Linked DNA regions of Homo sapiens: region 2 is linked to region 1. Evidence: chromatin loops called from intact Hi-C (ENCODE). Cell type or tissue: A673. All regions are shown on one strand. Links, peaks and the distances in the headings refer to the core of each region. The heading gives the core; the rest is flanking DNA. Region 1 overlaps LOC124903305 (a long non-coding RNA gene). Region 2 holds the start of LRFN5 (leucine rich repeat and fibronectin type III domain containing 5).

The links. A loop is a pair of places that touch in the nucleus more often than their neighbours do. Peaks named below come from ENCODE experiments on the same cell type or tissue, not always from the same donor. Only the 100,000 strongest peaks of a DNase experiment are listed, where the experiment ranks them.
Region 2: a loop joins it to region 1, with 12 times the contacts of the local background. A loop is called at or near these places in 2 of 110 quality-filtered maps.

What each region holds. Positions count from the first base shown.
Region 1 is chr14:41,916,834-41,933,529 of GRCh38, reverse strand. It overlaps LOC124903305 (a long non-coding RNA gene), which reads right to left. Exons shown (of 2, transcript XR_007064134.1): 2 at 1-5,345. Among named protein-coding and RNA genes, the nearest start is that of LRFN5, 320 kb to the right of the region's middle. In A673, for the core only: a CTCF peak has its summit at 7,930 (motif pointing left); a DNase peak (open chromatin) is centred at 7,899.
Region 2 is chr14:41,602,182-41,618,877 of GRCh38, reverse strand. It overlaps LRFN5 (leucine rich repeat and fibronectin type III domain containing 5), which reads right to left and starts at 12,002. Exons shown (of 6, transcript NM_152447.5): 1 at 10,316-12,002. In A673, for the core only: a CTCF peak has its summit at 8,882; a DNase peak (open chromatin) is centred at 8,887; H3K4me3 peaks cover 2,500 bases; H3K27ac peaks cover 2,071 bases.

The DNA.
Region 1 (16,696 bases), core at 6,635-9,134:
TCTTGTTCCATCATTTGAAACAATTTGCATAATATTGATGATTCATTTCCTGAAAATTTGATAGAATTTTCCTAAAAACTGACGTGTGGTTCATGTGTGAAAATAATTACAGGTCTATTTTCTTTTTGTTATACTTCTTGTGTCAGTATAGATAATTGTATTTTGTGAAAGTTGTCTTGAATTAAAATTTCTACTTTAAGAACATATAATTTATTTATAGTATTAATTCGTGACATTTTAAATTTCATATACATATAAAATTTGTAACGTTCCTCATACTTATTGATCAGTCATACCAGAGGAGTATTTTTTGGTTGAATTACATTTACAAAGAAAACGTTTTCTTGTCACTAATATCTTTGACTTTTTACCTTTATTAAATTCAAAATTTACATATAATAGTCACCTTACAAAGCTTTCTATCAATTTCTCTTGTTCTTTATGAGATTTAAAGTTGTGCACATTAATATCCATTTTTTCTTCCTTTCTAATATATAAATATATGCTAAAAGTTTTCTTCTAAATGCTATTTTAACTGAATTTTAGGGATACAGCAATACTGTGTTTTTGTATTCATGTGACTAATTTGTCATATTCATTTTAATGAATTATTTTGCAGTAATTTTTAAATTTCAGAAAGTAAGGTGCTGAGTCTTATATCTTCATTATTGAGTTGTAATAATTGTATGTGATTACAGATTCATTTGCTAAGACCCTGCTGAGATTTCTTCTGTTGCTTAATACATGGTCAATATTTCTAAGTATTCCATGAATGGCTTTAAAAAGTGTTTCTTCATATGTTATTTAAGTCAAATTTGCTAAATATGTTAATTACAATGTTTCATATCATTGCTTATTTTTGTCTATTCTATTTATCTATTGTGCAAATTACACATTAAAATCTCCAATGTGATTGTGAAGCTTTTGTTGTCTACTTGTTAATGTTAAAATGTTTGCTTTATAAATTTAGTAGTTTGTTTCTAGAGATATAAAGATTTAAAGTGGCTTTTTTTTCCTGTGGAACCACAGAAATAATATCAGTAATTTTCCTTTTTATTACCAATTTGAGCATATATATGCATATACACTGGTTAGTATGTAAATATATTTACATGCAAATATGTGTGTATATATAACTTTATAGTCAATATTTTAATTCTCCTCTCCATTCTTTATTTCTAAGCATATATAGTAAATAATATGCAGTGATATATATTATAATTATATATTATTAAAAGCATGTACTATTATACATACATATATACATACATTGATAATTTCTAGTAACTTTGTTTCAACTTTGAATTTTATATACCTATTAATTGTTTTCCTTTTCAGCTTGCTAGTTTATTTATCATGTTCACTTCATTTTCTATTATTTCCTCTTATATTTTTGGCAATTAGGTTTACATTTACACAAATACTTAGACAGTAGAAATTTCTTTCTTTTTATTTGTTTGTTTGTTTTTAGAGACTGGGTCTACCTCTGTTGCCCAGGCTGGAGTATAGTGGCACAGTTAGAGCTCACTGTAATCTCGAGTGCCTACGCTCAGGCAATCCTCTCACCTCAACCTCCCAAACCCTGGTATTACAGGTGTGAGCCACTGCACTCAGACGTGGAAGTTTCTTAATCGCTGTCTCTACTAGCCTCTTTCTGAATAATATTAAGATAGAATGTTGTAATTTTCATTAACCCAAGCCTATCTTGTTATTATATCTATATATTCTCAATTGGTAACTATCATCATTACTATTTTTCATAGTTTATGATTGTTCAGATTTACTCATATACCTACCAATTACACTGTGTAATGTTTCTTCTAGCTTTCTCTCAACTGGATTTGATTTCACTTTCATGAGTGAGTGACAGAATATTTTTTCCTGAAAAAAAGAAACTGTTTTTGCCCTTATTCTCACATTATAGTTGAATGGGATATAGAAATCGGGTTGACTTTTTTTACTGATGGATTTGATGATATTATTCTATTGTGTTTGGCCTACATTTGAGGTTAAGATACCTAAATATATATCTGATAAATGTTCTTTTGTTGAAAATTTAGTGAGCTTTTTTCTCCTTTTATGGTTATCTTTTTGCAAATATTGTTCTGTAGTTTTACTAAATGTGTAAAAGTATGAGTTTATTTATTTATTTATTTTTCTTTAAGGCCATTTTGTCTTTCCCAAGATTTTGTGCTTGCCTTAGCCAGAAGCTGACATGACAATAGCATCCTGGTACCATTTTTAATATTTTCTTCACTTGAAAATTTTCTACCCACAAGGATTCTGAAACACAGTTTTCAGTTTCTCAGGAAACTCCACCCCACGCCTCATAAACTATCCCTCAAACCAGGAAGAAACAAGGTTATTTTTTCTTTTGCCTGTAACGCACAGGGAGGCATTTTCTGGTTCTTCCTTTCATGCTGATGTAGCCTTTCAAGCATTATGGTTCATGCAGTTTCATTTGTTGCTCTGAGTTTGGTTCAGACTCAAAGTCTTTTAACCTGTGATTGTATGTCTGTGAGCACCAAGTTTTTACAGAACATCGTCTCATATTTATTCCACCACCTCTTCCAAAGCAGTTTGAGGTTGCAGTCTCAACAGTGGCTCCTGTGTTTAACATTTTATTTTTATTTTTTTATTTCTGCCAACTTTACATTTTCTAATTATTGTTGTTATTAGTGTGAATAATTATATTAATTGTTATATTTAAGGAAGCCTAGGTCTTTTAGCTGAAGGGCGTGTAGATTTTCTTAGTCCTCTATTTTTTCCAGGATCAAGAATACATATTTATTGATTAAAATCTTTTATAAGTAATAAATAAATCCGAGATCATTTCACTTTAAAGCTGTTTATGTCATTACTCAAAATACTATCTTTTTAATAAAATAAAATTTATGAAGATACATTAAAACATATGTTCTACTAATTTGATGTATTACTAAAAAGGCATATGATTTACATTTAACTTATAGAACAGAAATATATATGAGTAATGCAAAAATCATTATAATCATAATGAATAAACTTTTTAACTTTGCTAAAATAATTGTTATTATAGATTATGCTCCTTTGGCTGTCATAGATCGTTTCACCAGAATCAAATGATACTTTGACTTGTTTTGACAGGAATATTAAAATTCTGGATGTCTCACGGTCTCTGATGGCTACATAATTCAGTTAATTAATTTGACTAAACCCAAACACATTGGTTGTATCACTGCTCCATTTCTTCAGTATATTGACTTTCCAATTAATTGAATATTCTCACTTTATTTTAGTAGTACGATATAATGCTATTAATAATAGTTAACATCCTATATTTGAGCACTTAAAAAGATTAGGGATTATAATTGAGCACTTAATAATGGTTTGGCACTTCTATTGTTATTAACTTACTTCTATTTCTCAAGACACCTCAGAATTTTTTTTTGTTAATAACTCTATTTGATAAATGAGGAAACAGAGGTAAAGAAAGCTTAACTATCTTGCTAAGGGCACACAGATAAGTGGTAAGATGGGTTTGCAAATTCAGACATGTTGGGCTCCAGAGACAGGACCTTAACCACCATTCACTGCTCTGCAACTGAGAGAGACCCTTGTAGAAATTACCTTGCAATTCAAGTTGAGTGATCATTAAGTTAGAGAGAACACAGGAAAAAAATAGCAAAAATTATACCCTTTTCATTTTTAAGAGTTTCCCTTAAATTTAATAAGAAATACACAGATTTATAAGACAAAAATTATAAATCTTAACTCAGAGACAAAAGAGAAGACTTGAACAAATCACATCATATTCTTGGATAGTAAGATTTAAATGTATAGATCCTCTTTCTCCCTCAAATCTTTTATTAGTTCATGAAGAACAATATGAGATAATTTTAACAAATACAAGTGGAAAACAAGAGTTCTACAAGAATGTACTTTAGTACATATATTGTATAGTTAAATAATGTGGCTTATTAATAGAAAAATTGATGTAGTATCAGTCAAGTTGATATGATAGATTGTGTTGGAACACTGTGTGTGTTTGTATGCCCGTGTGTATACAGAATGTACTTTCTAAAGGATGATAAAGAAAATCTATAAAGAATATAGGCATTATTCAACAATTAGTGCAAATAAAAATTTTAAAAACTTTAAATATTAAAAATCTATTCTAGCATATATCATATAACAAAGATATACTTCAGACGTAGTAGAAATTTAAAACAACAAATAAATTCCAAATAGTATAACAATTTAAAGGAAACATTAGCTAATATTTATTATCAAAATAGTGAAGAACTTTCTAAGCATAAAAACAACTACAAAAAAAAAAAAAAACAGAAAAGAATCACCCAGAAAATAAAGTATGTATTTAACTACATATAAATTAAAACTCCAATATTTGCAAATATTATATGAAACTTGATAAATGAGAAGCTTGGAAAAGATGTCAGTATATATAAGGATGAGTTACTGATATGTTTAACAGTCCTTAATGGATAATAATTGATGTCTTTATAAAAATATGGTACTATGTATAGGAACCAACAAACATGTAAAAAATGACTAAACTGTAGCACTCAAGGATTTACCTATATAATTATGACATATTTTCAAGACTAGAAGTTGATGAGACTTTCTTTTCTTTAATGATAATTCCCCATGTTAGTGACAGTGTTTAGAGAGATAGGCACTTCCAAGCAATGCTGGTGGTGAGACAACTTAATCCAACATTTCTCAATGTCATATTGTTGATATGCACTAAAGCTTTCAAAATAGTAATATCCTTCTATGACTAGAAAGAGTTGTAAGAATTTCTCATAGTTGCATTTATACCACACAGAAAAAGAAAAAAAAAACCTTAATATAATAGACAGGAATACAGTTTGATTAATTATAAGGCACTTATGTTTCAAAAAATTGATTTTATGTAACTTTTTATATTTTCAGGGTATTTAAAAGCAGAAAATGATAATTATGATTTATTTATCTGAGAGGTGAACAGGGTACTATATTATGTGCAGTAAAAAGAAAAATTCATTTATATTATATATATATATAATATTTTTGAAAGTGATAAACATTTATTCTGTGGTTTTCACAGCATCAGGAAGGGAGGGGGAAAACTGGAGAGGGCCTGCGTGGGTGCTGTAGGGACTCCTGAAGGCTTCTTTCTGGTGGCTGGAGGGCATAGGTTGGGGAAGTAATCAAGTTAAAGTGTTGTCCTGGAAGTTCTGCAGGTTGAGAATGGCTCTCAGGTGACAAGGTTTAGGAAAGGCCCAGATGGTGGTGGAGTAGAGGTGCTTCCTTCAGCCAGGCCAAGCAGAGCAAAGGGCACAGAGCAGATACAGGAATGCAGACTGCAATCAAGAATGAAAAGGGTCACTTAGCCCAGTTTGGCTTAAAGGGCACTGGGCTTTTTCCCCACCAGCTGCACCTTCAGCACACTGTAGATGGGCAGCACATGTCAGATGTTCAACTCAGAAGTCACTGTTCATGACAATCTTGATTTCAGTAAGTGTCTTGTTCATAATAGAATTTGTAACAGCAAGTTTGGAAGGTCAGGAAGCCTTCCCTTATGTGTAACAGGGACATCTTGCTGAAAAATGAGAGAATAGAAAAGAGCATCCCATAAATTAGCCGCACCTGTACATCACCTCCTTGGGATCTCCAATTGTTCCCTGAAGTGCCATTGCTTATAGCGCAGACACACTTGATTCCAGAAGGCCAAACAGGTTAAACAGGTACAGGTTGTGGACAGTGATTTGAACTGCTCCTAATTGCTCCTAATGCCTATCACTAGCCACTTCTGGTATATGTATATACATGTATACTCACCCACCCAGACATACGTGTCTATATACATATATATGATGATTTGTGTGTGTTTGGGACTCAAACACCCAAGTTTTGTTTATGACATTAATGCTCACAGAGTGACCTGGGCTCTTTCTTAATTGAGCTGAGCTCCCGTTTTGTCATCTATAAAATAACAATAATCAAACCTAACTCCAATGTTGGTAAATTAAATAGAAGTCTACATAAAAAACACCTAGTAAGTCCCCAATGCATTTTTCATAACTACATGAAGTTATATTAAAACTAATTTTGAAATAAAATGACTGCTTATTGTGACAAATTGTTTTTTAAAAATTAGATTCTTCACACATTACATTTACTAGTCAAATAGCGTAGTGTCATTGTTCTAATACTATTTTGTCTTGGAGATAGTATATTAATTTTAGTAACAGGGGATATGGATTGAGAGTGACAGGGTATAGTGAAAGATTTGGAGTTTGAATTGTGCTTCTGAGACTTGTGAGCTGGGCATCCTGGGACAGTTATTTAGGCTGTTAAAACTTTCATTCACCTTTTTAAAATATGATAACATTTATATCTAACTTATAGGGTTTTTATAAGAGTGTGATTCATTAATGAACTTAAAGTGACAGAAATTGTGCCTTCCATATAGCGAGTATTAAATTTTAAATAAATTTATTATTAGTGGTACAATTTCCTCTATTAGTTGTAGTAGAACTAGTAGCAGAAAGCATAGTACTGTTTTATTTTAATAATATCATGCTCATCTTTGGATGATGTTACCTGTTTGCTGTGTTATAGATTTCTTACATATTTTTCAGAGTTATTCTATAGCATTAATATAACAAGCTACCTGTAAGAAAAAAGGCTGCCAGGGCTTAAGGTACATGTTTGGTACTTTCTTAGATTTGCACCTGTATTTAGAGATAATTAAGTAAAATTATTACCAAGTGTGTAGAATTGTATTTATAAGTATAATGATGAAGATTTTCATTGGATAGATTAATTATTTAATTTAATCAAGAGCCTAGTAAAGTTACTTAAAATGAAATTGTCTGGTATTATGTCATATAAGTAAATTAAGAGCATTATCGTAGTTGATTTTTTTCAGTTGGTCTTTAGGCACATGCCTGATTAATGTAAGTTAAGTATTTAAGGAGAAAAGCTATTGTGATTATTTTAAAAATCTACAAACAAATAATATTATCTCGTTATGATTTTTTCAATGTTTGAAATATTCCCCTCATATTTTTATTTATCCAACAAATATTTATTATCAACTTTGTGTTATGCACACATTTATATCAGTTTTTAATCATGTGTTTAGTAAATTATATGCCCTGTTTTGACCATGTAGTTGTCACAAGTTCTCTATATGAGAAAATATGTATGCTTTATTTAAAAGTAAAGTAAGTAATTGACCATGAGGCTTTTTCTTTCCTCTTGACTTTTAAGTTAGTAACTTTGAATTCTTAAACCATTTCAGACACTTTTATGGTAGTGAGATTTTGCATTTGGACTTCAATTTGAAGTTCATTCAATCTGAAAGCCATTCTCTAAGAGATCCACAAAAGGTCTTGTACATGGATGTCTACTTTCCCCATCCCTTCAGTCTTGGGCTAATTATAAGCAGATTAATACTTCTAAATTAACATAACAGCTCTTTGCCTGAACTGATTGCTTAATATTTGGTGACCAATGAGAAGGTTAAGTTCAATTAAATCTACCACTGGGATCTAATCTATGTACAAGTGATGTTAGATGTAATTAAAAAGTCTTTATAAGGCCAAGTAAATTTGAGTAAAACTTTTACTGAGTTTGCCGGGCACTTTCATATCTCAAAAGCAAACTTCATAATTATTTGTTTAGGAAAACTGAAGACATTCATCATGTACCTCCTAAGTGAGCTTAGTCTTCACGGAGATCACAGTGGCAACAGAATATGGCTTGATCTGTATTAGTTCCATCTTTGTTTTTTGAGACAATTAAAATAGTCTTAATCTTATGTAATGTTCTGTGAAAAACACAGCCTCCTGTCTGTGCTTTCAACAGATTGTAACCTTGGGTTCCCTCCCATAGAGAAATGTTTAATCTGCCAGAGAGCAGTGGCAAGATCGTTAGTGAGGTGCCATCTAGTGGGATTTGGGGGATTTTCCAAGGAGGAGAGAGCCTCTAAATTAAACTTGTCTACTTAATTTCTAATCAGGGCCATGAGTATCAGTGAGAATAAGTCTCAACACATCATAATAGGAATTAGATAAATGCATTATTTACAAGTGAAACAAACACAATATTATAGAATTATAATGTTAGAAATTATAGAAATTTAAATCTGTCTTCTAACCCACATCGTCAGCTATCTAATGCTGAATAAAGCTTTCCATCTGAGCTAGGAAAGATAGTGCTGTGTCAACTCCTCACAATGAATCTAGAATTTCTAAGTCTTATAAAGTGAAACATTCTATTTTTGAAGATGAAGCTTTCAGCTGTAATTTACTACTGAATACATTTATAGGTGATGCTTAAATAATTCAAGCTAAGTGAATTGGACCACACTTACAACTAAAATCAATTTGTATTTGCTCCATAAAATAGCTACTGCTCTCATTTACTTGAGTCTTAGATTGAAACCCAAAATACTACACCATAGTTTTTAAAGCTTTATAAATTATTTCATGCGGTGTCAGGCAAAGGTCATCAAAATATGGTGTAGTGGTTACACTGGAGAGTCAGAAGTCCTGAATTATATTCTCGACAACGTTAACAACTCCCTTTTTTTTGACTCTGTGGAAATAAGTCAGTTAACCAATAGCCAAAATAATTAGCTTTGAAATAGTCCAATGATATTACACTCAGGATTTTTAACTCAGAATTTTAACTTCAGCCTAACTTTAATCTTCTTCATTCTAAGGCACCACACTTTGGCCAAGTGCAGAAAAGAAAATGTAAGATTTAATAAAATTTAAAAATATAAAATATCCATTGCCATCTGACTGAGCACCAGAATCACCTGAAGACCCAGAGATGCATGTGAAATTCATCTCTATTTTAACTTTATAATGCCCTCCTTTTATTGCTTCCACCTCAAAGAATCCTGTACCATTATGCTATCGCCCTTTGGAAATTAATCACCATTCTTTACTCTCTTTCATACTGTGCTTAGTCTCCTGACTATTAAAAATTGACCATCTCTTATCAAAACATTAGTGTCATGTGTCATTTACTGAAAGCTGACTTAGATCTAAAAATGCATCTCATTATCTTATCTTGTTCTTTTTCTTATTCACCAATTTTTCCATTTACGAAATTCTGACAAGTTTTCTACTCTCTACTTGCCCTTAGATTCAACTTTAAATTGGTAAATCTTTTCTATAGCTTCAGTCTTCGAAATCTTATTTAAGATAGCATCTCTTCCCACATCTACCTCTCTGGTCCCAGAATTTATATACTTAACTCCCTAGCTCCAATTTCCTGCCAGTCCTCTCTGCCTAAGGCCTTTATTATAGTTCAATTTGTTTAATTTTGACAGCCAAAATTTGATTTTCATTTATTTTTTGTAGATGACCTTTAAATATTGTTGTAACTGTTATTATTTAATGTACTATATTTCATATACTTCATCTATCTACTATGCTTATTTTTTGGATTATTGTTAAATTAGAATAAGTATTAACAATAGTAAAACAATTAATTATGAGGACCAAAACACTAACAGAGTTACAAAAGAGTCAACACCAAAAGAGAATCATATAGACAACTAAGAAACAGAGAATTAAGTAATATGTAATTAGATTAAGGTTAAATATCTTGAGATTAAAATTTGAAAATGTAGCTGAATATATAAACATAATTCAAGAATAGAGTAAATAGTATAATTTAAAAATGATTTTATAGGCATTAAGGGTGGCAAAAAGTAAAACTGTAGAATATTACATGAAGACCGCACCATGTAAAGAAATAGAATAAGAGTGGAAAAGATGAAAGACAACAAAAATACTAGTGATGGCACAAAATAGATATTTATCAGAATTTAAATCCTAGTACTCTGGGCAAAGATAAGAAGTCTGTCATATTTACGTACATTAAGTAATTGGATATTGATTAATTATCTAATATTTCATCTTGCTGCTAACTTCAAAGGATCCCTAGAAAGAAACTGCCCTGGAAAGATTACCATTGTTGTGAATTAAATACACAAATTTAATACACTAGATGCATTAAAATGTTGATTGATCAAGCATCTAGTTGCTTCTGGAATGCAACTTGTGGATGTATATTTTACAAAAATATAGAGCACTAAAATGTTACATAATAAAATTAGTATTGCTATAAAGACATTATGTATCTTTATTGATTCAAAAGAAAAATATTAGAATAATTTGACCATTTCAATGAACTAAAGAAAACAATTATAATTAAACGATTCCTGAATTTCTAATGAAGATTTGCTCTTTTTCTTTGCATCAAGTCTTATATTAATCACAATTCTGGCCACACTGAGATCTCAGGAAATTTGAAATGGTAAGAAACACAATTATAGTGACTTACTTGTTATTTTTTCATTTAGAAAACTTTATTGCTACTTCCATGTGTCCCTCTTGTAAGCTAACATTCAAAATAGTGTTAGAGGCACTATAATAAATATCTTTATAGATAAAATTAATTTTTGTCATTAGAGTTTAATTTACACGAATATTAAAATTATATAATTAAACAGAGCAACTACTTATTCTGACAAGTTACATCAATTTAGCATGAGTGATAATGTAAGTAAAAATGATAAGAAAATAAATGCATTCATTGCAAAGTTTAACAGTGTCTTTTCAGAAGAAAAATTTTGTAGTGTAGAAAAGGCCTCCAAACTGTAAATTAATATAAGATGAAATGGTATCACTAAGAACAGTGAAATTTAATAAAAATAATTTCTCATTTATTTGAAAATAAACATTTCATTTTAAATAATGAAAACATTTTTAAGGGAAATATTTAACTTCTTAGGTAATATAGTGAAGAAACTTTTAGCTGACTTTGTCAGAAACAAATAATCAATTTTCATGAAATATTTATTTCTTCCCTGCGTTTATATACCATTAGTCAATCCAAATAAGAAAGATAATTTAAAAATCACTCATGATGAAGACCAAATTCTTTTAACTGAATTTCCAACTTTCCAGATATTTTGACACCTTAGCAGGCCAGTCTTTCCCAGAACTTTATTCTCTGGACACCTACATTAGAATCATGTATGTGATGAGGTAGAGGATGTAAACTGTTGAGATACTCAAGATTGACACACAATTTGCTGAGGGAGTGGTAAAGGCCACGAACTGACTCATTTCTGAGATAATCCTGATGTCCAGTAAAGTTTGAGAAATGTTGTTTTAGAGAACATTTGATGTCATTAAAAATCCATTGAAAACACTCTTGATAAAAGGGTTTGCCTACACTGTACTATTCATTCTTAAATAAAGGAGAGTGGAGAAGGAAATAGAACCATTGGACCATAGAACTGGAATTTAGGGTGATCAAGTTTCATTGTTTCACAGAATCTGCCCAAAGAAGGATTAGAGTGTTCACTGACTACGTAAACAAGAAAAGTGATTTTTGAATCACAAGCCCAGGGATACAAATGGTACTTATTTGCCTCTAAATAATAATTATTACAATTTTTATTTTCTGTACCTTTGGAAATTATATTTTAAAGATAAAAATAAACAAAAATAGTATTCTAGTTTTTGAGTACTATTTATTCCAGCATTTGCCAGTGAGTCAATAGAAAAAACAGCAGAACACTATAAGGGTGCCAACAAGAAATTATTGGAAAAAAAAAACTATTATTGAGGTTCTAAAAATGAACTTAAATTTATCTACATTTCACATTAATTTATTTTTTACTGATTTTAAAGAAAGTAAAAAGCAAATCAAGACTAATAAAAGAAATAAATAAAAAGCATACGATGAAAAAAATCCACAAATAATAAAAAGTAAAGAAATGTATACAGCTGATTTTAGCTATTCACAATTGCTAAGGCAATATCAGTTAATTCACTTGACTTGCCCCTTTAGCTCAGTTAGGGCAGTCATCATAGAGAAGAGAGTGTTAAGCAATTTTGAAAGCATAATCTATAAAAGTGTTTGAATAAATTAATTATAGAGAAGATACTAGATAAGACTGTGTGTGATTACTCTTCAGTACATTCAGGATAGAAATTAAGTTTGTTTCCCATAGAAGAGCAAGAAAACAGTGGTTAAGCACCCAAGAATAAAGGTTTAAATTTAGTTTAATTTATATTCAGAGCTACATACATTTCCCCAGTCTCAAAGCTCTAATTTTCTATTGCTATCATTATAAAACTTAAAATTATGCATGGTTAAATGGAAATAACGCTTTATACTACTCACTTTTTCCATTAGTCTTGGTATTAATCACTATATTCTGAGACACCAAACTCAGAAACATGTAATAATTTATAATCACGTATTTCTCTTTATTTCTCACAGTGTATCCATTAAGCTTACTATTGTGCATATGTTATGTCTTATATTAAAGTTTCCTGTTACCATATTTATTTATTCCCATAAAAATATGCTCTTTTAGTCTAGGAACCAAATTTTCTATGAGGTGCATGACATTGACTTGATATGAACTCATGTTAGATATTCAAAAGTCACTTACTCTCTCCTCTAGATCACCTAAAAGACTAAGAAGCACAGAATTCTAACAAATAAGTGTTACATAAATATGAGTTTATTAAATATGAAAATGCAGGTTCTATTGATACTTTCTGTATCTTATTTCAGCTTTTCTTTGTTAGCTATTACCCTAATGTAATCATAGAAAGACTTGCACATTCTTATAGCTGACTCCAAATTTGCCATTCCTTGGTTCATTCTGTATACAGCTACAGTTACAATATATTTATATAGCAAATATATATAATCTGTCTTTCGTATTTGCAACAACAAACTAAGCACTGTAGGAGATCCAAAATTTAATAAGAAATAATGCCTAATATCAAAGGAACTTAAGATACATATGTCTTTAAATAACACAAGGGTACATGGAGTATAGAGCTCAGGAAAAGTAGTTTGAGTTGATGTGGTAAAATACTAAGAGTGGATTCAAAATGAAAATGTAGAATCTTGTGTTTCCATAATTAGAATTATGATTTGAGGATTTTATTAAACCTTACTCATTTTAAGTAGCACCATTGTATAAACGTTTTTTCATCTTTCTTGTTCAGTGGTCATTGGGTTGATTTGTACTGTTTCCAAAGAGTTGTGATCCTAAATGACATAACAATATTAATTCTTATGTAAATATATGGGTCCACACATTTAAATACCATATAGATACTAACATATGGGAGGTCTTTAGTCTGTTATCTCTGTATTCACAATAAAGAGTATCATACCCAGGCCATACTAAATGCTGAAAAAATAGTTAACAGAATTGAAAACGTTTGATAAAAAAAGTCATAAATTTTGTAATATTCCATTTAAAATACAATAAGCAGCTTTTAGGAATTGGAGATTCTTGAGGACATTTTGTAAGCCACTCCACTCAAAAATTCATTCAAAAAATGTTTCTAAATGTATTTAGTTAAATGTTTTATGTCTAAATTGTTAAATGTAATAACTTAAGACTTTTAATGCACCAAACTTATTAACTTGATCTGGAAAAATAATTTTGATCCACTCTATTGCTTTCATTTTTCTAGAACTTTGCATGTCTTAAATGCCCTAAGACTTATGAAATGCTATTTTATGTCATAATAGACACAGACAATGCTCCTTTTCCTTAAAAATAAACAACAATGAGAACACATGGACATAGGAAGGGGAACATCACACTCCGGGGACTGTTGTGGGGAGGGAGTAGGGGGGAGGGATTGCATTAGGAGATACACCTAATGCTAAATGACGAGTTAATGGGTGCAGTACACCAACATGACACATGTATACATATGTAACAAACCTGCACATTGTGCACATGTACCCTAAAACTTAAAGTATAATAATAATAAAATAAAAATAAAAAATAAACAACAACAAAAACAACAACAACAAAAACAGTTTAAAGTAACGTATCCATAGATACTTAGTGAGTCCCAATTGACCTGCATGTACGCTGCCACAACATAGAGTATTTATTGTTGACTTGTACATGAATTCACACATAAACTATTTTACTAAAGTTTGTGAATAATTTATGCATATAGATAATGCATTCTTTTGCAAAGGATTGAAGTTTAAACATTTTGTGATCATTTTTAATTTTTAGTCATCAAAGAGGCACTGTCATCATAGGAGCAAATAAACAATGGTTATTAACCTAGATAGAGAAAAATGTATTTACTGATAATTAGATTAGGTGGCATTTTGGAATTCTGCTTTGTTGGAGTAAGGTTCCAGAAGTTAGTAATATACTAATTATAGAAAGCCTGGTATATGGGTTAGTTAAGGACACACAGGTAAGTGATAGTTGCTAGGTCCTGGAACTGAATTTTAAATATGAAAAGAGGAATTAAAAAATCAGGGTCATTAAAAAATAAAAGAGGAGCCATTGATAGTTTGGGCAAGAAGTAAGTGAAACACATATGACAAATTTACGCCTAACAAATAAGGCTAGTGAACTCAAAGTAAATTCATTCATTTAACAATTATGACAATCAGATTTGTGATATTGAAAACATTTTAAGATGAAAACATTCTAAAATTCTATAAACAACCTTGTTCCCATCACGACCAAAATGTTTCTTCTTTCCATTACCAAGATACTTATCAAGAGAAAACAAAAACCGTATAGAGTGATATCAGCAGAGTCGTCAGTTCCAAGCTCTTGTTATTCCACAGAAATTGTCAGAACCAACTTTGACAGAACTCTGGTAAATAGTCAAAGATTTACCTCAACCATATGGATGCTAAATTAAGAAAACTGCAAATTAAGATGGTAGAAAGGCATTTGTGGCATTTTTACTTTCCTTGTCCATCTTTCACAAGTCTTAAAGCAGTAGCACCCTGTGTACCCAGTTCAGAATCCTGGTCCTTCATTCTGAAGAAAGTCAAATGGACCTTATTCACAAATTATTGCGTATGTCTGTTCTATTGTGTCTGGGGACTACCTGGAGAAATCGTGAAAAGCAGTCATCTCTGTTTTGGATCTCAGGCTAAAGAATCAGGTATTGCTCAAAAATGCAGCAAGGCAAACAAACAGATGCTTGAGGTAAAAGATTACAGTTGTGACATAAAGTAGACTGCTTAAGATCTAGGAAGAAATTCTTTGGAAAATCAGGATATTCAAAAGCACTTGTATATACAGGGGAATTTATAAAGCCAAGCACATGATCAAGGCAAGACACATGTTAATAAAGGAACAGAGAAAACTCTGTGTTTCCACCCTGAGCTGATGCCTAGGCTCAGTTCAAGTCTGGCTAAATGATGAAAATGCCACAGCACGGAGACAATCTCCAAATACTAAAGCTTTTTTCTTTTGTAATTATTTTCTAATATTTTATTTGCTATGTTTTGTATTTTTGCTTTGTTTTATCTTTATTTTAGCTCCTAGAGTTCAAGGAAATATCTGTTAAAACATTAGTCAGACATTAGCTGAATGAACAGATATTTTAATGGTCACAAAAAAACAAGAAAAAAGTTTTGGCAAGAATAGCTTGCAAAAGTAACTAAACAAATAGACTAGCACAGACTTCAACAATTGAAAATATAGCAAACTTTAGGGAAGGAATAAAGTTTGATTTCCAGATTCACTATATTATAATATGTAAATGTCCAATTTTCAACAAAAATCAACAAGATGTATAAAGTAATAAGAATGAGTAAAAAGGAAAAAAAGTAAATTGAAATAAACCGTATCAGAGGAAGCCAGGCATCACACATACTGGAAAAGTATTTTTAAAAAACTGTTTAAATATGTTTAAAAAGCTAAGGGAAAACATAGAGAACTACAAAAAACATAAACAAAAAAGGATATATGAAAAAATTATGGTATCAGTAAAAACAGAAATTATAACAGAGAATACAACAGAAGTTATTGAAGTAAAATTATAGCAACTGAAATAAAAAATCACCAGAGGTGTTCAACAACAGATTTGATCAGGCAGAGGAAAAACAGCATGGACTTAAACATAAGACAGATTAAGTTACTAGGTTTAAAAAAGAAAAAAATAAAGAGGAAAAGTGAACAGAACATAAAAGCCCTCTAGAAAACCATCAAGTGGATTAACACATGCATTATCTAAGTCCCAGAGAAGACAGAGAAAAGGGGGTTGAAATAATATTTAAAGAATATTCAACTTCTCAAACTTACCAATTTTAATGAAATACATGAATCTAAAAGTCTAAAAAGCTCAACAAACTTCAAGGTGGAAAAATTCAATTATACCCACATTTAGACACATTTCACACACTGAAAACCAAAGGCAAAGAGAGGATCTTGAAAGCAACGAGAGAAGAAACTTGTCACTAACAAGGGATCTACAATAAGATTCATAGCCCAAATGTAATCAGAAAGTATGATGGTAAGAAGGCAAGGGAATAGCAAAAAATGTTGAAATTCTTTTATCATAAAAGAATCTTACTTGATTTTAAAAAGTCAACCAAAAATTCTATATCCAGCAAAATTGTACTTAAAACTAAGAGAGGTATTCAGAAATTCTCAGATAAAAAAAAAAAAAGAGGATGGAAGACTGTTTTACCATCAGATCTGGCCTAGAGGAAAAGCTAAAGAGAATCCCTCCAATTGAAATGAAAGGACACTTTACAGTATTTCAAAATCATGTAAGTAAAGGTCTTAGTAAAGATAAATACACAGAACTATAAAAAACTAACATTACTTTATTTTTGGTTTGTCATTCTAATTTGTATTTCTTAA
Region 2 (16,696 bases), core at 7,886-10,385, 320 kb after region 1:
ACATATTCTGCCTCAAAAATATATGAATCCATGGATTGAGGGGCATCATGCTTAGCTATGGTAGATATTTAACAAATATTTGTTGAAAATATTTTTTAAAAAGAGAGCCAGGCTTTTTTTCTAGAGAGGTATGGTGGCTGGCTATGTCTCAGTACCTAAGACAGGTGTCTCAGTTATTTATTCTGATTACATAATTTTGTGGCTTAAAGTAACAACCATTTTATTTGTTTATGATTTTATGGGTCAGCAATTTGGGCTAGCCTCAGCTGGTTAGTTCTTCTGCTGGTCTCACCTGGGGTCAATCTTCTGACTATAATTATCTGGAGGTTTGAATATGTGTGAATGGTCTCAGGTGGCCTCATCTGCGTGTCTGGCCATTGGAGCTGGCTGTTAGCCAGGCCACCTGTCCTCAGCAGAGGAATCCATGTTTCTTCACATAATGGTAACATTTTTTGAAAAGAGCAGAGTAGAAGCTACATAGTCTCTGGAGGATTAGGCTTGAAAATTATACCATATCACCTCTGCAATCCCTGTTGTTGAAAGCAAGTAAAAAGGCCAGCTCAGATTCAAAGAGAAGAGAAACACACATCTATTCTTGATGAGAAGCACTGCAATGAATTTGCGGCCATTTTGAATTCAAGAGGTAACAACGTAGCTTACAGATAGGAAAACATGACAGGGCTTACTTTAGAAAAGATTTGTCCTGATAACAGTTATATCTAGAATTAAGCCCAGATTTTGACTGCCCATTATCTAGCCCCTCTGTCATGGAAATAACAACAGTGATTCAAGATGAGAAAATGAGTTTGTCAAGTGCCTTCTTTTCCACCCTCTGCCAAACGGAAGAGGTAACAGGAGTAACACCTGAAGCACTCATTAAGAGCATCAACAGCAGTCTACACAAGTAGCACAGCAAAAGAAGAGGTGAGTAGAAGGTAGAACATGATGAGACAAATGCCAGAGTGTTCATGATGGACAGATGATCTGTAAGTTTCACCCCATCATGATATTGCAGTATGTTCTGATTCTTTGCACTAGGAAACATGTTAACCTGAACATTTATTTATTACTTACAGCATACCAGTCCATTTAAATGGCATGTCAGTCCCTCCTGCAGATGGTAACTGAAAATTAAAGAGGGCAAATCACCCAAAATCACACTATTTTATCAAAAAGTTTTAGTATATATTTATATCCCAGACTCAGGATGCAAATACCTTCTCAATACAAACAACTACAGAATCTCCTAGTGGATAAAGTGCTTTTATAAACATACAGATATAAGACATGGCAGTTCATAGAGTACCAAAAGCACATGAGAAACTAAAAATAGGATATATGATCAGAGGATGCTCATAATCCTTAAAGGAGACTAAAAACACATTTTTTGTAATAATCAATGGAAAACAGCCATAAGCAGGAGAAAAGGGCAATCCCCTAGGTGTAGCCAACAGAGCATCCTCTTTAGAACCAAAAATGTTTGGATTTTAATTTTAGCCCTATCATCTTAGCTGTATAATCATGGGCAAGCAAATTAACCACCTGGGCCTCAGTATGTTCCTCTAAAAAACAGAGACAATCATGATAAAGCTATAGGGTTAGTGCATAGAGTACAGAAAAGTAAAAATCTACAGTGCCAGGAAAAGACCACCTTCTCAGAATATGATGAAGATGATGCTGATGATCATCATCATCCATTATATATTATCCAAGTTATATTAGCATCTTTGAGTGCTATCCTCATCAAGTACAGGGAAAGCTCATGTGCTTGTCCCAGAGGATGAAGCCTTAGACTTTCATTCAGCCTCAGGTCCTTATTTTACCAACATACCTAGCAATCTTATTATTTTCTTAGTAAGTTCCTATCAGGAAGTTTAAAAAGAAAGCAAGTACACTGACAACAATTAGCTATATAAGAGCAAAGAAAATCGAAGAAACACTTTACAGTTGAGACAGAAAGAATAAAAGAAGGGGCAAATTTATAAACTGCCTTAAACATATCTTGGATTGGTCCCAAGGGTCTTCTGCAATCACTAACATATATATTGAAGGAGTCATTAAGAAAATAACTATACCTAGATGTGGTGTGTTGATCTTGACAACTATTTGAATTCACATCAAATGCAATACTTTTAATAATTTTTAAACAGGATGCCTAAAGACAACATTCAAGACTATGGATAATGCTGATAACCAAAAGACTCATTCTACCAGGATACTTAGTCAAGTAAGTTTACATGTCATTTTCTTCTGTATTCAAATTATTTTTCCCTCTTTTAGGAATTAGATAACCTCATATAGAGGCTGAAAAACTGCTAGGAGCTTAATCATCAATTTTATTAAACAATGGAGGAGGTAACAAAACTTAATTTAGTAAATAATCTAGAGATCAATGGCATCTAGAGGAAAAGGTGTGAGAATGTCATCAAGACTGATTAAGGACTAGGGCTCCTCTCTGAAAGAATGTTTGTTTCTCACTCTAGACTGCAACTTTTCTAGAGTGGCATCTATGCCATTTTGGCTTCTGTGACTTAAAGGAGAAGTGGTTAGCAGAAAATCCAAGTATGCATTAAATGCCAAATAAATGTTAAAGGAATTAAAGAATGGGCTTGAGTCATTCTTGTCTAGAACAGACAGCTCATGATGCAGCCAGCCAGTCACCTTAGAGTAAGGTGAAAATTTACTCTTCTTGTGTTGCTCCATTTCATTGTTGTTCATATTTATTATGAACAATAACATTAAAATGTATGAGTGAATTTTCTCTATTTATTGGGAAAGATTTAAGTAACTTTGTCATCATGAGTAAATCATATGATCTGAATGTTCAAAAAGTGTCAAGATTCATAATAGCAAATACGTTTAATCCTGTGATCAAACTTGGATTGACCAGTTGTTGCATCTTGAAGAGGTAAACTTAAAGTGTGTAATTTGATTGTTTGTAATTCAAAAGATAAATGCTTGAGGGGATGGATACCCCATTCACCATGATGTGCTTATTTCACATTGCATGCCTGTATCAAAACATCTCCTGTACCCCAGAAATATATACACCTGCTATGTATCCACAAAAATGTTTAAAAATAATTTTTATTTTTTTAAAAAAGAGGTATATATGTTAAGAACCCGAATGCCTTGTCCAGGATCAGCAAGAAGAAAACATTGATCAAATGGTAACATCTAAAATGAGTGCCGGCTGGAGAGTTACAGCATTTTCTTGCTTTCTCTGCTCCAAAAGCAATGAAGTAATGGCCCTGCTTAACTCGACAGTAGTCTACCCACGTGGTTGTTGTCATGCTTCAGCAAAAATTTGGATAACAAATGAAAACATTCCAGAAAATGGTGATGATGAAGACTAATGATAGCTAACATTTATTAACCATTAAAGGTAAAAGGACTTGAAATCACGATATACAGAAAACTGTCCCAAACCAGTTTAGGGCCAAGATATGTTTAGTCATAAGCACAGCAATTGTGGTTTGGAAATTTCAAGGAACTCAGTGCAAACACTAGAAGTACTATCTCAGGAATTAGACTTGTGTGCCTCTTTCAACCATGCTAAAAATAATTAGAAGCAACAAGATGCCAGAGTTTTGGCTCAAGTTAAAGGAGAAAATTATAATACATCTATATAAAAGTGAAATAATATATTTTAGTTGGAGTGATTTGGGAATCACTAAAGTTACTCAAGCTTAGTCAAGATGACCACTTGGCAGAGATGCTTTAAAAAAAATTTAAGATTGAATATATATGTCAGGAGAACTTACAAGTTGCCTAATGCCATGTCCATCAGAGATTAAAATGAATATAAATTTGAACATCTGTGGTTAAGTCATGCATTCTCCAGAGTATTAGAAATACAGCCTACGATTTCTTAAACTCAGCTAGATTCTCTGCTTTACATCTTCTGCCTGGTTCCTGAAGACACTGGACTATATTATGACCCCTGGTCTGGTGAGCTTTTGAAGCCATACGATTATTACCTCCTTTATACTTTCCCTCTTGGTGCTCATGCTAGCTAATGATGAGATGATCATGGTGATGGTGATAATGTTAATAACAGTCAGGTGCCTAATGAACTATATCACTGAAACCTCCAGACCGTCTGATTGCATAAGTCATATTATTAGCCCTATTTCTTAGGTGAGGATTCTGATGCTCAGAGAAGTTCAAAGACTTGTTCAAGGTTATACAGGGCTGTGACCAAGGGGGGTAGAATTCCATAGTTCCTTTTTCTAACTACTGCACAATACCAACTTCTACAAAACACAGCCATGATTTCTTAATTTCTTCTCTCTCTCCTACTACAAAGCGTAGAACATCAAAATAGAACTAAAAGTTTCAGTTAATAAATTACTTTCAAGCTTATTAATTTGTTTATATTTTTCATGTTACTAAGAAAATAAGTTATTGAGGTCAGGACCCAATGTCCAGTAATATATTGTTTAAGTGCCTGATATTTGAACAGTCAATACATGGCAAATATCCTAACATAATTCCTAAAAATAACCTTAAACTTTTCACTTAAAGTTAGGCCTATTTTTGTTGAGTGCGGGATTCCAAATTAAAATATTTGTAAATATTAATGATGTCAAGATATCTATCCACGTAAAATAAAGCATATGCACTACTCATGTAGTGTTCAATGCTGCCATATAAATTATATGTATTTTAATGTTACTGTACAAATGTCTAAACACTAATAAAAACAAGTGCAAATAAACCATTCAAAAACTTGACAAATCTTCACACCACAAAAAAATAATAAAAGGAGAGCTAATTAATAAGAAAAGTACCACATCCTATATTTCCAAAGGAGATAAGAGAAAGTTAGGTTTCACAGTAATGTAGTTGGTATGTCCCCACTAGTAAATCACATTAATACAAATATTCTATTACTCGGGAGGTAATACCACTAAAATCCATGGAAAACCTACTTGAAGATAGAAAATAAGGAGTAAAAATGAAGACTGGAATCAAGAAGTAAATTGAAGTTTGTCCTTCAAGGCTCTTGAGCACTTCCTCAAAAGAGCTGAACATGGTGGAGTGAAAATAGATCAAGATAAACAGCATTGTTTAGGCTTCCATTCCTGATTACATATGCTATTTCTGATTGAGCATCTATTGAATGAATTAGTTTTTTTGTTTTTTTTCTAAGAATTCAGAAACTGCTCCCAGAATTTGTTAAAAGTATGCTGAAACCTTAATCATTTATTGTATTACTTCTTTTCTAGAGTCTTTTATTCTTGTAAAATCTAAAATAGATTCCATTTTCTATCAAAATTCTACAATTGTTTTCCACAAGGATTATAATGCCATTTTCGAAATATTTGTTGGGAAGATTTTTTAGAGCAATAAATTATATATATGTTCCCACAAAAAAAAATGCAAGAACAGTGTGAGCTTTGAGTTTTGATAGATTTCTTTTGTAAAAAGATATATTTTCTTATTTTATTTTAAGTTCTGGGGTACACGTGCAGGTTTGTTACATAGGTAAATATGTGCCATGGTTGGAATGTACATTAGTTCAACCATTGTGGAAGACAGTGTGGTGATTCCTCAAAGACTTAGAACCATAATAATATCTGACCCAGAAATCCCATTACTGGGTATATGCCCAAAGAAGACATATTTTCTAAGAAGAGCAAAACTTGTCGGTTGACATTTTCCTGCCAATATGACCATGTAACTTAAACATTGTCTATGAAAACCAATTTCTGAGAAATATTACAAATGTAGTTTGTAGTTTAAACAATAAATCCTTTTCATGTGGTTTACTTGGAATCAGTAAAATGATAGACAGCAGAGTTATATAACCATGTAATTCCATTGTAATTTTTATCACTTATTAACCAACTTCATAATTAGTATTAAATTATGTCACATAAAATGTTTATGTAAAATTAAATTATGTTTATTAAAAATCATTTTGTCAACACAGTATCTTTCACAACAATATGATGAAAAAGCTTAAAAGTAGCATTGGTTATCTTTGAATTAAATTCTTATATTTCTGTCTTCTGTTATATGAAACTGGAATTTTCATAATAACATACAATTTATGTTGGTAGAGCATACTAAAAATGGTTCACCTCTAACTGGAATAGCTTCAATAATTATGAACATAATACTTCTTAATTTCACCATGCACATACCATGTAATGAACAAATTATACAGCCTTAGGTTCTAAATAGTCCTCAATGATTGAAGGATGCCATGGGAATAAAAATGTGGGCTCTGCAACCAGAATAAGAAGTCTCACTCTCAAGGCTTGTTGAACAAGACAGAGTTATGCACATGTGTGTCATTGGAATGATTTAGCAAAATTATCTGCTAGTTATGTATTCTAGGGGCTCTCACACCTATAAGGTCCAAATTTCCAGTTTTACTCTTCAATAATACATAAAACATAAAATTCATTATACTACATACAAAACCCTGAAGATAACGCCAATATGTTACATTTTTAAGTAAACAGAAAATAAAAATCACTGAAATAAGCTAATAGGTTAGCCAGTTAAGCCTTTAGGAAGTTTCAAGTAGCTTCCTTTTCCCAGCCTCAAAATTGGCAATAATACTTATTAGCAATCTTATTTATGACACATTTATTTTTAAATATATAATTTAGTAGATATTATGCAGTAGTTTCATGTAGAGGCAGAAATATTGTTAGATACCTGCAAGCATCTCATCCCAACCATATATCACAGCAATAGGTCAGCAGAAAGCAAGATCTCAATTTCACCAGCAAGAAAACTCAGCAAAACTACTAAGCCAAAAGTGCTTCAAACAGCAAGAAGATCCAGATCACTGATATAAATGGACAAAGGAAAATGACGGTCATTTATGAAAAGATGAAAGAGTGATAAAACATGATATAACATATGAAGATCATTTAAACACCAATGCCATAACTAGATACTGCTTTAACACCCAAAATCCATTTAATGACAGAGGAGACAAAAATAATTGAAGAGGGAATAGGGTGGGGGTATTCTCCCACAGGTAACTACAGGTCTTGCCATCGCCTCTTGAGAAAAAGGAAAGAAATCACTTCTGGCTGCTATCAGTCAGAACTAAACCTTTATGAACTTCTCCCAAAACACCAGCACAGGAATCTCATATTTCAAAAACAAGGTGTGTGTGCTCATATACACATTAGATCTATGAGGGAAGGAGAGACGTATGTGAAAGAACAGAAGGCTGGTGTTCAAGGTCATTCTCCTCTTGAAAAGAGAAAGGGAAAAAAATGACTAAAAGAAATTATCCGAGGTACAAGAATCAAGTGACAACTTCTTTTCACCTATCTGCTTATGCTTGTTCTTATAGATATCTTATTGTTCTGTCCCTATTAATAGTGACTAAAAGAGGGCTTACAAAGAAGGAGGCTTTTGGCTGGGAAATTTCCTATCAATACCTGAAGTGTTAACTCATCAATGAACCAGGCTAGTGAGCCAGGCCAGCTCTACTTAAAGACAATTCTTAACAAGGACAGTGGACTTAGATTTTCAAAGTAACTTGTACCCTCTCCATTTTTCCAGAAAAGGGAGAAGAAAAAGGTGGCAGAAATATTTTCCCCCCGCCTTAGGAACTTCTGTGCATGTAACCTTGTGCTAGTAGCTCTATTTAGTTATGACCTTTAACCTAACTCCAATCTGCACCAATGAGTGACATTTTCAAACATGCATCACACCATCATCTATGTTCAGGTTTCTGAGCATTCAGCATCCATTTTAATGCATTTGCTTTGCCTTCCCTGAGGCTGAGGGCGGAAGAACAAAGCTTAACCTGCAAAAATCGAGTCCTTAGTGGGAAAAGGCCAGAAGAAAGTGAAATAGGTGGGAGGTGATGAAAACACCTTATTTTCCAAGTACCTATATTCACCAGCATTTCTTTTTTCTTGTGCACTCTCTAGATAGGTATGAGTTACTTGCTAACAAATATTGTAAGTATGATATCAATACTGTTGTAATAGTATTCTGGGGTAATTTGGGAGGACAAAGTGGGGTCCTTGTCAGACGTTTAGAATACACAAATCAGATTTCTAAGATTTTCTGAGTGATAAGAGGATTAGAAGTAAATTCATTAAAAGACAAAAAAAAAGAGAGAAGATAAAAGAAAAAAATCCTTTTTTAAATTTATTCCCAATTATCTGTTACCTTTCATTTATTTCATTATTTAATCCAGGCAATACACTTTTTTTTTTTTTTTTTTTTTTACCTTCCCTGGGACCTCAGAGGGGTAAAGTTCTGTTAAAGTCGAGATATCTTCTGTATCATTCCTTGGTTATCCCTGGAGCTAGAAGTTACAAAGCAAATCTATCTGAAGAGTGGAAATCATGTTCTCCTCTTTCACGTTTATTGGGTACCAGGTGGGAGAGGGAGGTTAGTTGACTTTACAGAGGTGTTTCAACTAGAAACAATACGGGTATAAATGACATGATCAAACCGAGGAGAGCAAGAAGGGAGGGAAGAAAGAGGAATAAATGGAAATCTAGGAAATACACACTTAGCTTCAGGTTTTTAATCCTGATAAATCATGCAGTATTTGAATATCAAGACATTTTTGTAGCCAGCTTTCCTTCCATATTCTTCAATATTCATTGTCGCGGGGAGGGAGAGAGAGAGAAAGGTTTTGCAGGCAAAGACAGGACACCACCGCCCTCCACGCTCCTCTGTGGCTCTGGGCATCTCCCTCCTCTCGCATCCAGGCGGCCGCCTCGGCCACGATGCGCTTGCTGTCTGCCAGGGGGTCCGCTGAGCTCTTCCGCCCTGCCCGGAGAAAGTGTCAAAGCCGTCCTGCCAGCTGCAGTGGCAGAGCCCAGCCCCCAAAGCCCGCTGCATACATGGCCTTGTAGCACCACCAGCCTGCGAGGGCTGCAGCAGCAGCCGAGCCCAGACTCGAAGAGGAGTTGGGGACGTCAGTGCGCAGGGACAAGCAGAGCAGCTATCGGCCAGCTAGAAGTCTGCAAATGCCATCATATGGATATCTATAGAAATGCAGCGAGTGGGGGAAAATCAGGCAGCGCCCCTACACTTCCTAAACGGCGTTAGCAAAGAGAACCCCCCGCCCCCCAGCAGCCCCAGTCACTGCCTCCTGAAGCAGGGCACCCTGAGCTTGGCTGGGCCAAATCCTCCGCTGAATGTAGCCAGCAAGCAGCTCCCAAAGGCGGGAGACAAACGAACACTCCTTAGTTAAATTATTCAGACCGTCTTCACTATGGAATAAAACATTGATGAGACTACTTTGGAAGTGCTTTATCTTGTTAATTCTAATGTCTTCGAGAAAGGAGTGAAATTTTCCGATGGGGGCGGGCGCTGAGATAAGACGAAAGGGAATTCAGGGGAAAAAAAGGCGCCAGGGTAAAGGGCTTTGGAAGTTAACTAAATTTGTTCTGCTTCAGCCGGCCATGGAAATCTCATTTTAACATACCAGACCCAATATGTTAATTAGGCAGTCGCAAATCCAACCTGCTCCTTGTAAATCAAGGCACCGGAAAAAAAAAATTCAAAATATCTATTATACAGGGATAAAACAAACAAACAAACAACAACAACAAAAAAACGCGCAAAGGAGTTGCGTGTCCGTGACGGGGACAATACAGCTGGAGAGAATGTTGGGTGGTGGCTATCGTTTTAGCCTGGTTCTGCTAGATATAAAAATGACTTCTTTCATGGATTTATTCTGCTACATAAAAGCACGTCCTGGCAGTTAAACACCATATCTCAAGACACACAGCCGTGACAATATGTATTCCCTTTCATGCAAACCAAGTTCCAAGAAAACTCCATTTCGAGTCAAAGTCTCCAGATGCGTAATTTACAACTACTAAAAAGATCTGGCAAGCTCCTCCACAACAAGGAAAGGAAAACAACCTGGCACCAGAGGTAGAAAAGGGTAGAAAAGATCTTTGGTTTAAATGATGGGTGGAAACCAAACACCCACTCACACTTCACAATCTGGAAAGGGTTGGGTACCAAATGGTCCGTGGCAACCACAGCCTGAAGGAAACACAGAATTTTGATCTCTGGCATCTTCAGACAGGTTCCACACGCCTAGCTCTCAAAAAATATCCTCAGGGTGGAGCACATCCATATTCTCAAAGCTTTCACTACTAGATTAAGTGCTTAGGTATAGATTTATATTTCACCTACTAGAAATCGTATTACAAAATCACAGAGCAGGCGCCCTTGGATACCCAACCCTTCCCAATGATTTTCAAAACATTAATAAGTAAAGTAGCCTGCAATGCAGATAAGACACTAGAAACAAGATCAAAAGGAAATTGGGTGAGGCGAGTAATCGTTGGTTTGTTACCTGGTGCCTCTAAGGGAAAAGACGGTCGTAGGAAGACTTTCTGCCTGCAGGTACAATCCCGGCAAGGTGGCTCCAGGTGGCTTTCACAGTCGTACGCGGGTCTCGCTCGTCACTTCGCTGCCCTTTGCCATAGCTCAGCACCCGCATCGTAGGGAATCGGAAAGGCGGCTCCTGCCACTGCCGCCGCTGCCCGCAGGTCGCTCTGGGTGGGGGAATCGCTGCAATCGCCCCATGAAACCCGCGGCTCCGCGCCCGGGGAGCGGGCAGAGGCAGGGCGGCCGCGCACGCACACACAGACACACGCTCACACTCACACACACTCGCACCCGGGCGCGCGCGCACTTGCACTCACACTCGCACACGCACACCCAGCACTGCACGGGGAGGAAGCAGCACGGAGGGAACCGGTCCTTCTCACGATTGGCTTCGAAGCCCACCGGACCGCGGGCAGCAAAGAGAGCGTTCTCGCATAGCCCTTTAATCACGTTTCCTTCAAGTTCTCCTCCAACCCGAATCCACGTAATTCAAGAGCTGGTGACATTTTGGTGGGGAGGAGGGAGCCGAGAAAGGGCTGAGGAAGAGTCGGGGATTTTGTTAAGCAGTTTAATAAGCAATCCTCATTACCTTATTTGTTTTGTTTTGTTTTGTATAGCAAACCAGTTCGAAGGGCTGAACTTTTGGCTTCAAATGCTGTGAACCAAAACGTAAATATCCTTCTGGCCAAGAGAAGAAGGTGTAGATACACGGAAACAAGAGGGCTGCAAGACACTCTCTTGACCTTGTGATGTACCTGGAAGCAGGTTAATATTGGCGCTTTCCAAGCTTCTGGGTAAAGCGATCCACACACCTGGGTCCACAGCCCAGCAGCCGCTCCAAATCCAGCCAGGAAAATGGGTCTGGGCGTCCTCAGAGCTCTGCAAGAACCCGGGCATGAAGGGGCATCGCCGAGTTAACACATTTGCTTCTGGGCAGTTGGATAAAAGACAGTCAAATGCATCAGATAGGCGCGCGCGTACACACGCGCGCGCACACACACACGCAGCTAGCTGGAAAGCGGCTTACAAAACACTAGAGACATGCCAAGATGACTTGAAAAGGTAGCCAACATCCAGGATCTTTCCGGAACACAGAAGGGCCAGCAGGGAGGTTATCAAAGTCTTCTCAAGTCTTTCAATTCTTCCTCTCTCCTCTGAGTGTGTGTGTGTCTGTCTAGGTTTCGTTGGTCTGCCCCACCCCCGTCCAGTTGCGCTTTTTTTTTCTGATATAACGGACCGTGCAAAATGGATTATATGGGTGGGCTGTGTTCACAGCCAGAGCTCCCCAAAGTCAAGGATCCTAAGGGAGCAGCCAGCTGCTAAACAATTCACATCCTCAAGGGAAGAAGGAAAAACACGCTCAAACACACGCAAACACGCGCACACACATACATAGTCCTCCGTTCGGGCAGCTCTGCACACGCTCACCGCCTCCCTGCGCGCCGCGGAACACAGCGCCCCGCCCGCTGGCCACCGCGCTGGGGCGAGTCCGCAGTTCAGGCGCGAGGCAAGCAGCCGAGGTCCGGGGCTGCGGCCGCGGCCGGGGCGGACCCGGGAGCTGGGCTTCCCAAAGCGTCGCGTGTGGGCAACGGCGGCCTCCTGGCCGCGTGGAACTGAGCCCTGCGCTGCAGCATGAAGGCGGCGGCGGCGGCGGCGGCGGGCGCGCGGCCGTGAGCTCAGCCCGCGCTGCAGTGACGGGAGCGGCCGTGTCGGCCAGACCCCGAGAGTCCGTGAGACCCCGGCCGGGGCCGCTCCGCTGCTGTCAGCCCTCGGGCCTCCCAGCCAGACTGGTTCTGAACCGATTTATCAGGGGGTTGCGGAGAGGGCCGGCGAAGCGCCAGGAAATCCCCAGGCTGAGGAGGCGCGGGGGCGTTGCAGGAAGGGGGAAGGGAAAAGGCAGAAAACCTGGAGAATGAAAGCGAACTTCCAGGGGCGTCCCCAGCCTCCTGCAAAAGGGCAATTTGCTGATCGCCCACTTCCTCGCAGTTACGGGATAGAGAGAATCATCACTGAGTCAAGCTTCGGCTGCTTAGGGCGGTGGGAAAAGTCATTATCTATAATAACCCGCCGGAAATTTTGAGGAGAGCTACTGACTTGGGGGTTTCAGTCATCTGAGGCTGGCTTCCGCTGTCCCCTTAGTTGTGGGTGGTGATTTGCTTACTAATCAGATGGGAGCGGATTCTGAAAAGAACATTTATATTTGGGAATCAACTCAGCTCAGCATCAGACATTACGAATACTGCAGTTGGTCACATTTTACTATGTGAAGGGCAGAAAGGGAGCCCAACAGTCTTCATAAGCCAGACCTAGTCTCTAAGGTCACCGGCACAGACGCAGGGTCTAAAGCAGGAAAGAGGTGCGACTGGAAAGGAGGTTAGACAGGGCCCTGCGGGAATGGATCTGCCCGGAGCCCTCGCCTGGTTTTGCTTGAGACTCCGACAAGACTCCCAATGCTTCTCTCCCCGACCCTATCCCCACTCCCTCCATCCTGGAAAAGCCAGTGAGCAAAGTTAACTCTTTCTTCTAAGAAACCCTGAGTGAAATCTTGCTCTTCCTTTCTGCTAGAGTCCTGAAACCCTTTCGCTTCTCATTGTGGGTTCACCAGCACGTGGTCTTCGGACACTGAGAGCACCTTCGCTCTCAGCTGTGATCCTAGCTAGCCCAGACACCAGTCTGTACCCAAAGGAAGAGTAGGAAGTTGCAAAGGGAAGCTGGCTAACAAGGGCTTCTTCTGCCCTACTTGGCAAAGGCCCATACGGGTGGCCTCCGTGGATATGGAGCTCCTTCATTTTGTTCCAAAAAGAGCTCTGCCAGGCTTTACCATTGCCCTGGAGGTGCACAGGCGCCCGTATACTCGAGCACAACCATGGGCTCACCCCAAGCGCGCACACCTGCACCCACGCGTAAGGAAGAACCACACAGCTATCTCTGTCGGGGAAGAACACGAGGAGTGAAGTGCTTTAGGTGGAAACTCCTCACATCTCCTTTCTTTCCTCTGCTCCCCCTCTCTGCCCCTGGTACTCCGGATCCAATCCTTGGCTTAGGAATCCACTCAAGCCACGTCTGGCTGCTTTGTTCCAGAGGAGCGCAGCTCCGAGACTGCACTTCAGCGGTGCAGCCTCCCTCCAGGTCGGCGAGCGGCGCCAGATCCGGGACTTCAGGGTCTCCGCGGGAGCTTAGGAGGCTCAGGATCTGAGTTGGAGAGCTGGAAGGCCAAACTCCGAGCCGCTGAGGGACTGCGCAGGAAGACCACAGAAATAAACCAAAGGGACACCGCGGACAGATGTACCAGAGGACACCACTGAAGTCCAGGAGAATCTCCACCAAAACCATCAGCGTTTTCCTTGTAGCTTTCTGTCCCTCGAAGTGGAAAGTTGAGGTTTCTGAGAAGTCCACGGAGAGAACCTGCAGCAAACTGAAGCCACAGACTCCGAAGGCATAGGGAGAAAAAATGCTTCCATCCCCCTTTCACTTTAAACTTGATCGCTTCTGGGACTTCACTGGAGGGCGGTGGAGTTGCACCAACCTGGAGTACAGGCAGATCCCAGCGAGCACTTCCAAGTACTTTAGGACGTGGGGGTGACTCTTTTTTCTTCAGGATTGTCCCACTTGCCACCCTTTCCAGCTGAGCTGATAGGAACCAATGAAAGTCTAGGCGATGAGGATTTTCCGTTACCTCAGGGATCAAAGTATAAAATGTTGAATGAGAAACCCGAAGACCTTGCATCGCTGGGCTGAATAACTTGTTTTCTTTTTTATGGTGTCCAGACTGAGGTAGGGAGGGGACACACTGACCTAGCTGTAAGAAGTCAAGGGTTGGGACAAAACAAAGTTCAAATATATACTGGAATTTGTGTGTGTGTGTGTTTCAGAAACTGTGTGTGTGTGTGTGTGTGTGTGTGTGTGTGTGTGTTTTCAGCTTGAGAAAGATGAAATCACGTTTCCTTAATGCTGGGAGTAATAATGCTTAATGCTTAACTTTTCATTGTTCTTTCATGTTTCAAGCCCTACCAGGCCCAGGAAAACACTTCTTTCCGTTTCCTGTAGCCTTCCTGCGTATCATGCATTATATTTGAAAGTGCTTTCCTCTACTTTCCTCATTTTATCTCAATAATCTCTGCTAAAACCAGATAACTTTCACCCTCCCGGTTCAGCATTTGCTCTTTTCCCTCCTACACAAGCTGATTAGAATTTGCAAAGAGAGAGGAAGAAGAAAGGTTCTATTTTGTTTCATGATTGTTGCTAGAAAACGGCAAGACCTCGGGAGAGAGACCAGCATATTATTTCCCAGTGGATGTCAGAGCTAGCAAAGTTTTTTTTTTTTCTTTAAATTTTATTCCCTAGCAGGTCAAAAACTAGTATGTTTGCAAGAACAATTTCTAGTTTGCTCATAAAACTATTGTTATTAGCCACTCTAAGGTTGGCATACTTTTAAAAGTTCAAACAAGTTCCTTCTAGAATAGGGTTCTTTTAAACATTAACATTTAAAAAGAAGTAATTTTTTTCATAAATAATTTAGATTTAACTCTTTACCTCTATAGTATATCTGCCTTACTTCGTTAATGTGTCCCCTGATTTACTGCCTATGTCAAAGCACTTTTAAAATAATGTCAATTTTCTTGTTCTCCCAGTTCATTTTTCTGAGGACCAATGGTGATAAGTGTTGGTCTGCCTATCTTCCCAGAATAATCCAAGATTTGGGGAAAGAAAGAGTATTTTGCTAATTTCAGGTAATTAATGGAGATATGAATGTTTTTCAGTTAAAGTGATGAATATCAAAAGATTACCTGAGTTTCTGTTTATATTGTTATTTAATATTTGAGTTTCTCTTTAAGGTAGTAAAAAAGTTATGATCTAGTTTTTTTTAATGGCGTTAACAATTAGTTTGCACATCTTATGCATTTTATTTACATGGATTAAAGTATGTGGTAAGTTATCACTTTAATTCATAAATTTGTTTTATATGTAACTGAAGAAGCTTATTGTAAATTGGAAATACCTTACCTTCAAATTTCCTGGGTGAGAAATCACTATTGAGTTATTTCTACTTTGATTATTTTTACTAATATAATGTAATATAAGTTATCTGACAGTTCAAGACTGGAAATTGGTATGAAGAAACAAGGAAATACAAGTTTCTGAAATGAAGGGATATCATTCAAAACAAATCTGAGTTAAACAGAAGAAATGAAATCCAAACATTGACATTTTTTTAATCTACATAGTTTTGAAATATAAAACGAAATGTGCTTATATTAGGAGCATGTTTCCAATGTTGCAACTGACCTTGAACTCCTAGAACACAGTGTATTTTAGCAACTAGATCTCACCAAAATATATATTTCAACTGACTTCAATACAGAGTTGAAGACCCCAGCATATTTCTGGCATACATAGGTAAACAGATTTCTCATTGGAACAAAAAGAACCAAATGTATTTAGTATTTAATCTTCTTTTGAGTTACAGAAATATTTTTTCTTGTTTCTTGATTTTTTAAACTTGATTTATATAAAACACATTTCCTTTCCTTTCTTTCTGTATCTCTGTTGTAGATTTTAACCTTTATAGATCATAATAGTGAACTAAAAGATCAAGGTCTACTTGATGAAAACTGGAACTAGCCCTGGGAACCCAATAAATTACTGGACAGAAGTAGACATTTATTTTACTAAGAAAAATGGTTTTTGAACCTAATTTTTTGAAACACAAATACAATGTGTTTCAGAGATTATGTCCTCAGCAGAGACTTGAGAGAGCTCAGAGGAAAGGAATTACTTCAGAGATAAGCATTGCTGTAGAGAAAGGACATTTCTTAATACTGAAAGTTAGAAGTAAATTTTATCTTTCATCTCCATTCATATTTTTTTCTTGCTTATTTGCTGATACCTTGATGTTAACTCCCCATATTTGTCTGGTGCTCCCATTTAGTTATCCAAGGGCCCCAAAATGCATCATGCTCTCGAGGGCTATCTGACCCAAAGAAGAATTCTAAGCTATTACAATTTCTACTTCTCATCAAAACTCCATTGAGTCATAGTAGATAAATCTAATTGAGCTTTTAATAAAAAATAAATTATATCAGACTAATTTAAGCTAAAGTATGAATGACTAGCAGCCTACATCAGGAATATGAAGCCAACTTAATTTATAAAAAGTAGACTTTCTGGCAAATTGTGTTAATACATATGGGAAGCAGGGGCACCTCAATCATTCTTAGCCTTGAATACCAAATTGAATAAGCATGGTACTATATTTTATATTTTCCTTTTTTGTATCTTTGATAATGCTATTGAACAATTATTCACACCTAGCTTTAGCCTTTGAAAGAAATATTTTTTTAATTTA